Linked DNA regions of Homo sapiens: region 2 is linked to region 1. Evidence: read pairs that join two places in POLR2A ChIA-PET (ENCODE). Cell type or tissue: A673. All regions are shown on one strand.

What was found. ChIA-PET counts read pairs that join two places held together with the same protein. Peaks named below come from ENCODE experiments on the same cell type or tissue, not always from the same donor. Only the 100,000 strongest peaks of a DNase experiment are listed, where the experiment ranks them.
Region 2: POLR2A ChIA-PET joins it to region 1 with 6 read pairs; 11 of 35 experiments call an interaction of 5 or more read pairs at or near these places.

What each region holds. Positions count from the first base shown.
Region 1 is chr10:86,759,482-86,763,481 of GRCh38, forward strand. The region is part of intron 1 of BMPR1A (bone morphogenetic protein receptor type 1A); the gene reads left to right. Among named protein-coding and RNA genes, the nearest start is that of BMPR1A, 4.9 kb to the left of the region's middle. In A673, no CTCF peak of the experiment used is centred here; no DNase peak of the experiment used is centred here; H3K4me3 peaks cover 438 bases; H3K27ac peaks cover 651 bases.
Region 2 is chr10:86,866,123-86,870,122 of GRCh38, forward strand. The region is part of intron 2 of BMPR1A (bone morphogenetic protein receptor type 1A); the gene reads left to right. Among named protein-coding and RNA genes, the nearest start is that of MMRN2, 89 kb to the right of the region's middle. RefSeq lists an enhancer at 1,482-2,069. In A673, a CTCF peak has its summit at 200; DNase peaks (open chromatin) are centred at 119 and 2,459; H3K4me3 peaks cover 606 bases; H3K27ac peaks cover 3,300 bases.

The sequences.
Region 1 (4,000 bases):
TTCCTTAGCAAACTTGCCTCTTTGGTGTTCTTTATTTTTGTTGATGTCATACCAAACCCAAACCTTTTCCCATTTCATCATATCTTGTCTGTAGCCAACATCTGTTGATTCTGCTTTATGATATTGTAACTCTTCTGCTCTCTATTCTTGCTAACTGTGGGGCAATTCTGAATTCATATTGGTGTGAAGGTAGTAGTCAAATCATAAAACGAGTTGGGCAGCTTTCCTTCTTTTTCTCTTTTTCAGGATCATTTTAGACTGGGATTATCTGTTCCTTGAAAGTTTGGAAGACCTCCCCTATGTGACCATTTAGGCCTAGATCTTTTTTCTGGAGAGGACTTTGAGTAACACTTCAATTTCTTTAATAGCTGTTGGTTTGTGTCGATTTTCTGATTCTCATATGAATTTTAATGTTTCACATTTTTTTCAGGAATTTATTTTCAAATCTAGTGTTATTTGGCTTTCACGTAGTTCTCCCCCCACCACCCCGCGACTCCACCCCCACCCCCTAACTCTAAATCAAGTTCTCATCCCACCTGGACTAATGTTATGATTTTCTTGCCTTCACTTTTCTCCTTTATCTAATCTTATGTATTTCTGCCTAAATTAATCTGTAAGCCCAGTTCTTACCACTTCGCCACTCAGAAGTTTCCTAGGTCTTCCATTAAATGAAATATTTTCTGTGGTATTTGCCTCAGATTTACCTGTTTTTTTTTTTTTTTTTTTTTAATACCTTATTGTTTTTTCTTTCTTTCTTTCTTTCTTTCTTTTTTTTTTTTTTTTTTTTTTTGATACAGAGTCTCGCACTGTCGCCTGGGCTGGAGTGCAATGGCGTGAGCTCAGCTCATTGCAACCTCTGCCTCCTGGGTTCAAGGGATTCTCCTGCCTCAGCCTCCCAGGTAGCTGGGACCACGCCTGGCTAATTTTTGTATTTTTAGTAGAGGTGGGGTTTTGCCATGTTGGCCAGGCTGGTCTTAAACTCCTGACCTCAGTTGATCCGCTCGCCTCAGCCTCCCTGTGCTGGGGTTACACAGGTGAGGCACTGTGGCTGGCCTTTATAGCAGTTTTTATACAAATATTAGTTTCACTACTAGTTTGCAGGGTGGGTCTGTAACGGACTTTTCTTGCATATTAAAAGGAATAAATGGGGAAAGGCTCCTGTCTAGCCTAACAGTAGCTGTTGAACTGTCCTGATCTGACTATTGGATCTTAGGAGCAGCGAACCATGGAGAGAAAGGAAAATGGGTTTCCTATCACACTAAATTTTGAAGTAGGAACCATTTCTTTTCCTTTTCTACTTTCCCACCTTTTACTAGTTTTTAGGCTTTAGGATGTCTTTTTAACATCACAAGGTCCATATTGACCAAGTTGGACCAACTTTTTAACACAAGATTAAATGTTGACTTGCATTGAGTTATGTCCATTGTAAGATACACAGTAGTGTTACAGACCACTTAAAATATGCTTCTAGTTGTAAGAAGCCATTGATTGTAAGGTGCACCCCAATTCCGGAGATGCTAAAATATGAAAAATGGATGCATCTTAGAATTGATGAATAGTGTTTCTCTCCCTAATCAAAGCTCTTGGATGTGCCTGGAAATCCCCAGTAGTGTTTTTTGAAAAGAACACTAGTTAGGGGCATAGGGAGATCAGATGATCAGTAGACTCCATCTCAGGGTGGCCCCTGTGGTCCCTAAGCCAGTTCGTATGGGCAGTTTAATATATAACTAATGAGTAGACATTGAATAGATGAGTAAATTATCTTTGAGTATCTTTTATTTACTCTGATGTTGTAGACTTTGTTACTCTTTTATAGTTTTATATTTCTGATGAGCCTTCCTTTCTTATGGCACAGATTTGTTATACTGTTAAAGTCTGGAACAGTGGAGCTTGGCTCTTGATCCAGCTGTATATAATTGGCTGTTGACTTATGAAGGAGGACAGGAGTATGCTAGAGATAGGGATAAAATATTATAATCACATTTGCAGTTAGGGAGATTAGTTACATGTTGGAAAATCATTTTGAAGAAAGGAAGACTGAAGATGTTCAAACTTGTAGGAAGGTCTTTCTGGCCTAGCCCGGATTAAACCCATTTATGCCTAGTGTTCCACTATTGGAACGCTAAGCACGTGGGAGTTATTTATATCCTGCTCAAGGTCATCACCAAGGTCTGATTGCAAAAATTCAAAAAATTGCAGCCTCAGGCATAAATGGGTTAAGATGGTGGCAGATAATTAGGGCCTGGAATGGATAGGAGGCGATAACTAGCGTGGATGAGAGAAGGAATGGGATTGGCAAGAACAACTCCTGGATTTCTAGCTTGGAAAGCAGGGTAGATGTGGGTGACAGATATGAAAAATGAGGTGGGAGAGCTGGTTTGTAGAAGAAAATAGTATTGGATCACATGGAGTTTGAGATATCTGAAACAGCCAAGTAGGGATTTCCACTTGGCAGTTGTCTATATGGGTCTGGGGTTTGACAGAGGTTTGTGCTGGAGGTAGGCATTTGGGAGTCATTGCTGTATAGATTTTATATTCCAACAGTGGGAATTGGGTGGCTCTCTCAAGTGACTCTTGCTTACAAGTGACAGCCCTAACTCAAGTTAGCTTAAAGGAGGGAAAAGCTTCTCCCCACTAACCCCCATGATATTGAAAGGTCTAGAAATAGACATGGCTGGACCTAAGTGCTCAAATGATATAATTAATTGAGGTTGTCTTTTCTGTTCTTCACTTTTGTGGTCTCATTTCAGGCAGGTGCATATATCTGGCAGAGGAAGACATAGGTTATAGGTTATAGAATTACAGGTTATAGGTTATAGACCTCGTATCGAGAACTCCTTGTATGGTCTAGCAAAGAGCCTAAAACAGCATTGAGAATTTTTTTTCTTTCTTTTTGAGACGGAGTCTTGCTATGTTTCCCAGGCTGGAGTGCAGTGGTGCGATCTGGGCTCACTGCAACCTCCGCCTCCTGGGTTCAAGTGATTATCCTGGCTCAGCTTCCCGAGTAGCTGGGTTTAACAGGCGCCCGCCAATACGCCTGGCTCCTTTTTGTATTTTTAGTAGAGACAGGGTTTTGCCTCGTGGGCCAGGCTGGTCTCAACTCCTGACCTCAGGTGATCCTTCCGCCTTGGCCTCCCAAAGTTCTGGGATTACAGGTGTGAGCCACTGCGCCTGGCCAGTCTTGAGAAATTTCAACTTAAGGCCTGGGTAGAGAAGATAGACATTAAATAATTATCTAGTTGTAGTTATGTTAAGATCTACAAAAAGGAAGTCCAGGGAATGTTACAAGACTGATAAGGGAAGCTGGGCTGTTCAGGATGCGGGTACTTTGGAAGGCTTTCCTGAGAAAGGTAGCCCGCAGAGTGAGACCTTAGGCAAGAAAGGACAAGGAGACTGTTTTTGGAAGTATTCAGTAGTATTTATTTATTTATTTGAGACGGAGTCTCACTCTGTCGCCCAGGCTGGAGTGCAGTGGCGTGATCTTGGCTCACTGCAACCTCTACCTCCCGGGTTAAGCGATTCTCATGCCTCAGCCTCCCAAGTAGTTGGGGTCACAAGCGTGAGCCACCACGCCTGGCTAATTTTTGTATTTTTAGTAGAGACGGGGTTTCGCTGTGTTGGTCAGGCTGATCTCGAACTCCTGACCTCGTGATCCGCCCACCTCGGCCTCCCAAAGTGCTGGGATTACAGGCATGAGCCACTGCGCCCGGCCAGAAGTATTCGGTAAAGTGAGCAGTTTTTGCAGCTTTTTAAAAATTTTAAAGGCAATACATCTATTGTGGGTAATTTGGGAAGTATAAAAAGCCATAAAGAAGCAGCGGAATGATTAAGTTTCAGCTTCTAATTTTTTATAAATAATGTCTGATACTGGTTTTACTACTGAGTACCTATTCAATCACGGATGCCACACTAACCCAATCCGAATCTTCGTTTCTTTATCTTAAAAAATAGAAGGAACATGGTGAACTTTAAGATAATTTTTCTGCTTAAAAAAAGAAAA
Region 2 (4,000 bases), 110 kb after region 1:
TGGCAGAGCCTCTCCAGGAACCAGCTGGTGAAGGACATATTGTCAGCAGCATCCCAGCTCCAGCATCAGAAAGCAGAATCTATAGATAGAAGAGGGAGCTTTTTTTTTTTTTTTTTGGCTGAAAAGCGATAGTGTAAAAAGGGACACAGTACTTTCTGTTTTTTAATCTCATTACTTTCCTGCCAGCGCCTTAACATGCAGTAACAAGTGGAATTTGGGCTTTGTCAGCAGCAAACCTGCCACTTACTGGTTGTGTTAAGTTGGGCAAGTTTCTTTCTTTTTTTTTTTTTTTTTTTTTTTTTTTGAGATGGAGTCTCGCACTGTCACCTGAGCTGGAGTGCAGTGGTGTGATCTTGGCTCACTGCAATTTCTACCTCCTGGGTTCAAGTGATTCTTCTGCCTCAGCCTCCTGAGTAGCTGGGTTTGCAGGTGCCTGCCACCACGCCTGGCTAATTTTTTGTATTTTTAGTAGAGACAGGGTTTTACTATGTTGGCCAGGCTGGTCTCGAACGCCTGACCTCGTGAGCCACCATGCCCGGCCAACTCAGGCAAGTTTCTTTGCGCTTCATTTTTTTTTTTTTCAGAGTTATGAAGATGAAAAAAGATCTTACAGGGTTCAGTAAAAAATAACTTCCAGTTTCCTGTTTAACATATGTGCTCATGGTATACCCGACAAAACACTGCACTTTGGATTAGAAAACCTGGGTGTTAGTTTGTCATATATACTAGCTACATGGAATTCAGCAAGTTATTTATCTCCTTGAACCTATCTTTTCTCTGTAAGTAGGAATGATTTTACTTACTGTAAGGATCACAGAGATGGGATAATGCACGTAAAACTAATTTGTAAGTTATAAAAATGACAGTGACAATGGGATGCTAAGCAGGTACCATTAAATACCACCACATATCTGAGTTTCTCTGATTTAATCTGCACAAAATACCTAGATCATCTGTTTTAGGCTAGACTCTGAACTCTTTACCACCACATTAAACTGTTTTTTTCTCTATTCAATTTACCAGTAAAGGTTGAGCATCCCTAATCCAAAAATCTGAAATCTGAAATGCTGTAAAACCTGAAGTTTTTGAGTGTTGACATGACGCTCAAAGGAAATGCTCATTAGGTGTTTTGGATTTGAGTTGCTGAACCAGTAAGTATAGATAGTGCAAATATTACAAATTTAAAAATCCAAAATCCAAAACACTTCTGGTCCCAAGCATTTCTAATAAGGAGTAGTCAACTTGTACCCATTGTATGCCTATGGGGTGACCAGACCCTCTCCCTTTCCAGACAGTTCTGCAATAACTGATTCACTTCGCCTGTTTTTGGTCATTTCTGCGTGTTCTAGAGGAGAAACAGAAGAGTGACACCTAGGTCTCTTAAATAGACAGCTGACAGACATTACGAATCTCTTCGAAGTACAGATATGCCAAAGATTGCTGTGTAGTACAATCTAGTTGTAATTGTGAGACTTTTGTTGTTGTTGTTGAATACAGTTAAACAAAAAAGCTTTGGAGAAACTAGGTTAGGGAATTTGTAGTACAAGGTTGAATGATGTTTTGAAAACAGATTATCTATTTGAAAAATGTTTCAGAAACCTGGAAGCATTTCTTCTGCATCTAATGTTGAGGTCCTGGTGAAGGGTATAAAACACACAGCATCAACTATATATAATGCTATACTAGATTGTCTTGATTCTGTGGTCCTGGAAGAGTTTATACTTGTGTTGGGGAAACTATCTTGGCATAGAAGGAAAGTGAAGGTTTTGAGTGGGGCAGGGACAGTTGAGCAGAAATACAAAGGTTAAATGTGGGCTTGTTTTGATTGTTAATTAATAATTGAGCATGGGGGAAAGGTAGAGTTGGAAAGTAATTTCAGGGGTGGCGATGAAATTGGTAACTTCAAAGTGGTGGAGACATGACAGTGGAAGTTTTATACAGTGGAACTTCCCCATCCCTGTTTTAGGTCTTCACTTAGTTGCATGGTTGGCTCTCTTTGCTCCTGGCCCACGGGCATTATTGTAAAACTTTCTAAAACACCCTGTTATGAATGTCTTACCCATAGCAAGATCTGACAGCGTGGACACCAAGGCAGGCATTTCGGTAAGATTTCTGTGTATTACCTCAGATACACTCAGACAACTCTTTAAGCAAGTTATTTTCTTCAGGGTTTATGTTTAGATTTGCGGGATATTGTTTTCTACACTGATGTAAATAACTGCGAGTGGTGTTGCTCCAGTTGTACAAGTGTGTATTCCTCTAAGGATTGATGGGGAGGAGTGTAGAGAACGGGAAGGAATGGATGAGTTGCTTGTTAAGGGAAAAGATGATATTCTTATGCTAATCCAGGCCCTGGATAAGGAGCAGAGCAGCCATGCGAACAATGGCCTTGGAGCCAGGAAGTCTGCAGTGAGTCTATTCCTTCTCAGAAAGCTTGTCAGACCCGGCGCCTGGAGCTGCCTGGCGGGGAGGGACCCCTGGAAAGGAGAGTTTTCTCCTTGCTATTTTATGGAATTGGCTGCTGGCCAGCTTGTTGGAAATTCCCAAACTTCTCTACTAGAAAGTGAAAATCAACGGTGGGGGGCTTAACAGGAAGAGGAAGGAATGACTTTACTCTGTAGTCTGTTTTTTCAACTGACTTCAGCCTTTTCCTGTGTTTTTTTTTTTTTAAGTTCCAATTGAACTGTTGGTTCAGTTGTCTTGCTGTTTGAGGAGTTTTAAAATCTTTTACTTAAAAAAGAAATTATTTATATTTGAGTAATTCTGCCTTAATGTTATTTTCCTGAAAAGAAACAGTACCAGTCTGTGTATATAGCAAGGGGAAGTAAATTTATTTAGATGCCCATTTCGTCTAACTATTCAATAGCTTTTAAATGGCAGCATGATTAAAAAATTTTGATTATGCAGCATGTCAAATATCTGCATCTCCTTATATTCTTCACTTTGCAAGATTAGATATTTTTAATGTAAAAATTCCGATGAATCATTTAGGAATTTAAAAAATATATTTTATCGTTAGATATTACAATTACATAATTTTAAGAATGATTGTGGCCAGGCACGGTGGCTCACACCTGTAATCCCAGCACTTTGAGAGGCCGAGGTGGACAGATCGCCTGAGGTCCAGGAGTTCAAGACCAGCCTGGCCAACATGGTGAAACCCTGTCTATACTGAAAATAGAAAAATTAGCTGGACGTGGTGGTGCGTACCTGTAGTCCCAGCTACTCCGAGGCTGAAGCAGGAGAATTGCTTGAACCCAGGAGGTGAAGGTTGCAGTGAGCAGAGGTTGCACCACTGCAGTCCAGCCTGGGCTACAGAGCAAGACTCTGTCTCAAAAAAAAAAAAAAAAAAGGCTGGACGTTGTGGCTCACACCTGTAATCTCAGCACTTTGGGAGGCAGAGGCGGGAGGATCACCTGAGGTTGGGAGTTCGAGACCAGCCTGACCAACATGGAGAAACTCCATCTCTACTAATAATACAAAAATTAGCTGGGCGTGATGGCGCATGCCTGTAATCTCAGCTACTCGGGATGCTGAGGCGGGAGAATCGCTTGAACCCTGGAGGCAGAGGTTGCGGTGAGCTGAGATGGCGCCATTGCACTGCAGCCTGGGCAACAAGAGTGAAACTCTGTCTCAAAAAAAAAAAAAGAATTGTTGAAAAATAAGGTTAATATTTTGCTATGTGATTGTAGAAACAGTTAATATGAGACAAAGGAGAAGTGCTCAGTTATTAATAATTACATCTGTTTGTTGAAATGTTTACTGAGATGTAATATTACTAACTCTTTTGAGTTAGTAATATCCCCATTTTGTGGTGAAGGAAACCGAGACCTGGATAGCTTAAGTAATTCCCCAAAATCACACAGCAAATAAATACTGGAGCTGATTTTTAAAAATTATTTATATTTATTATTTTATCAGTGAATACCACATCAGTGTATGTGGTGTTAACGCCTTTATTAATGCAGTTTTTAGACGAATGGTGTTCTGGGGCCCTCCC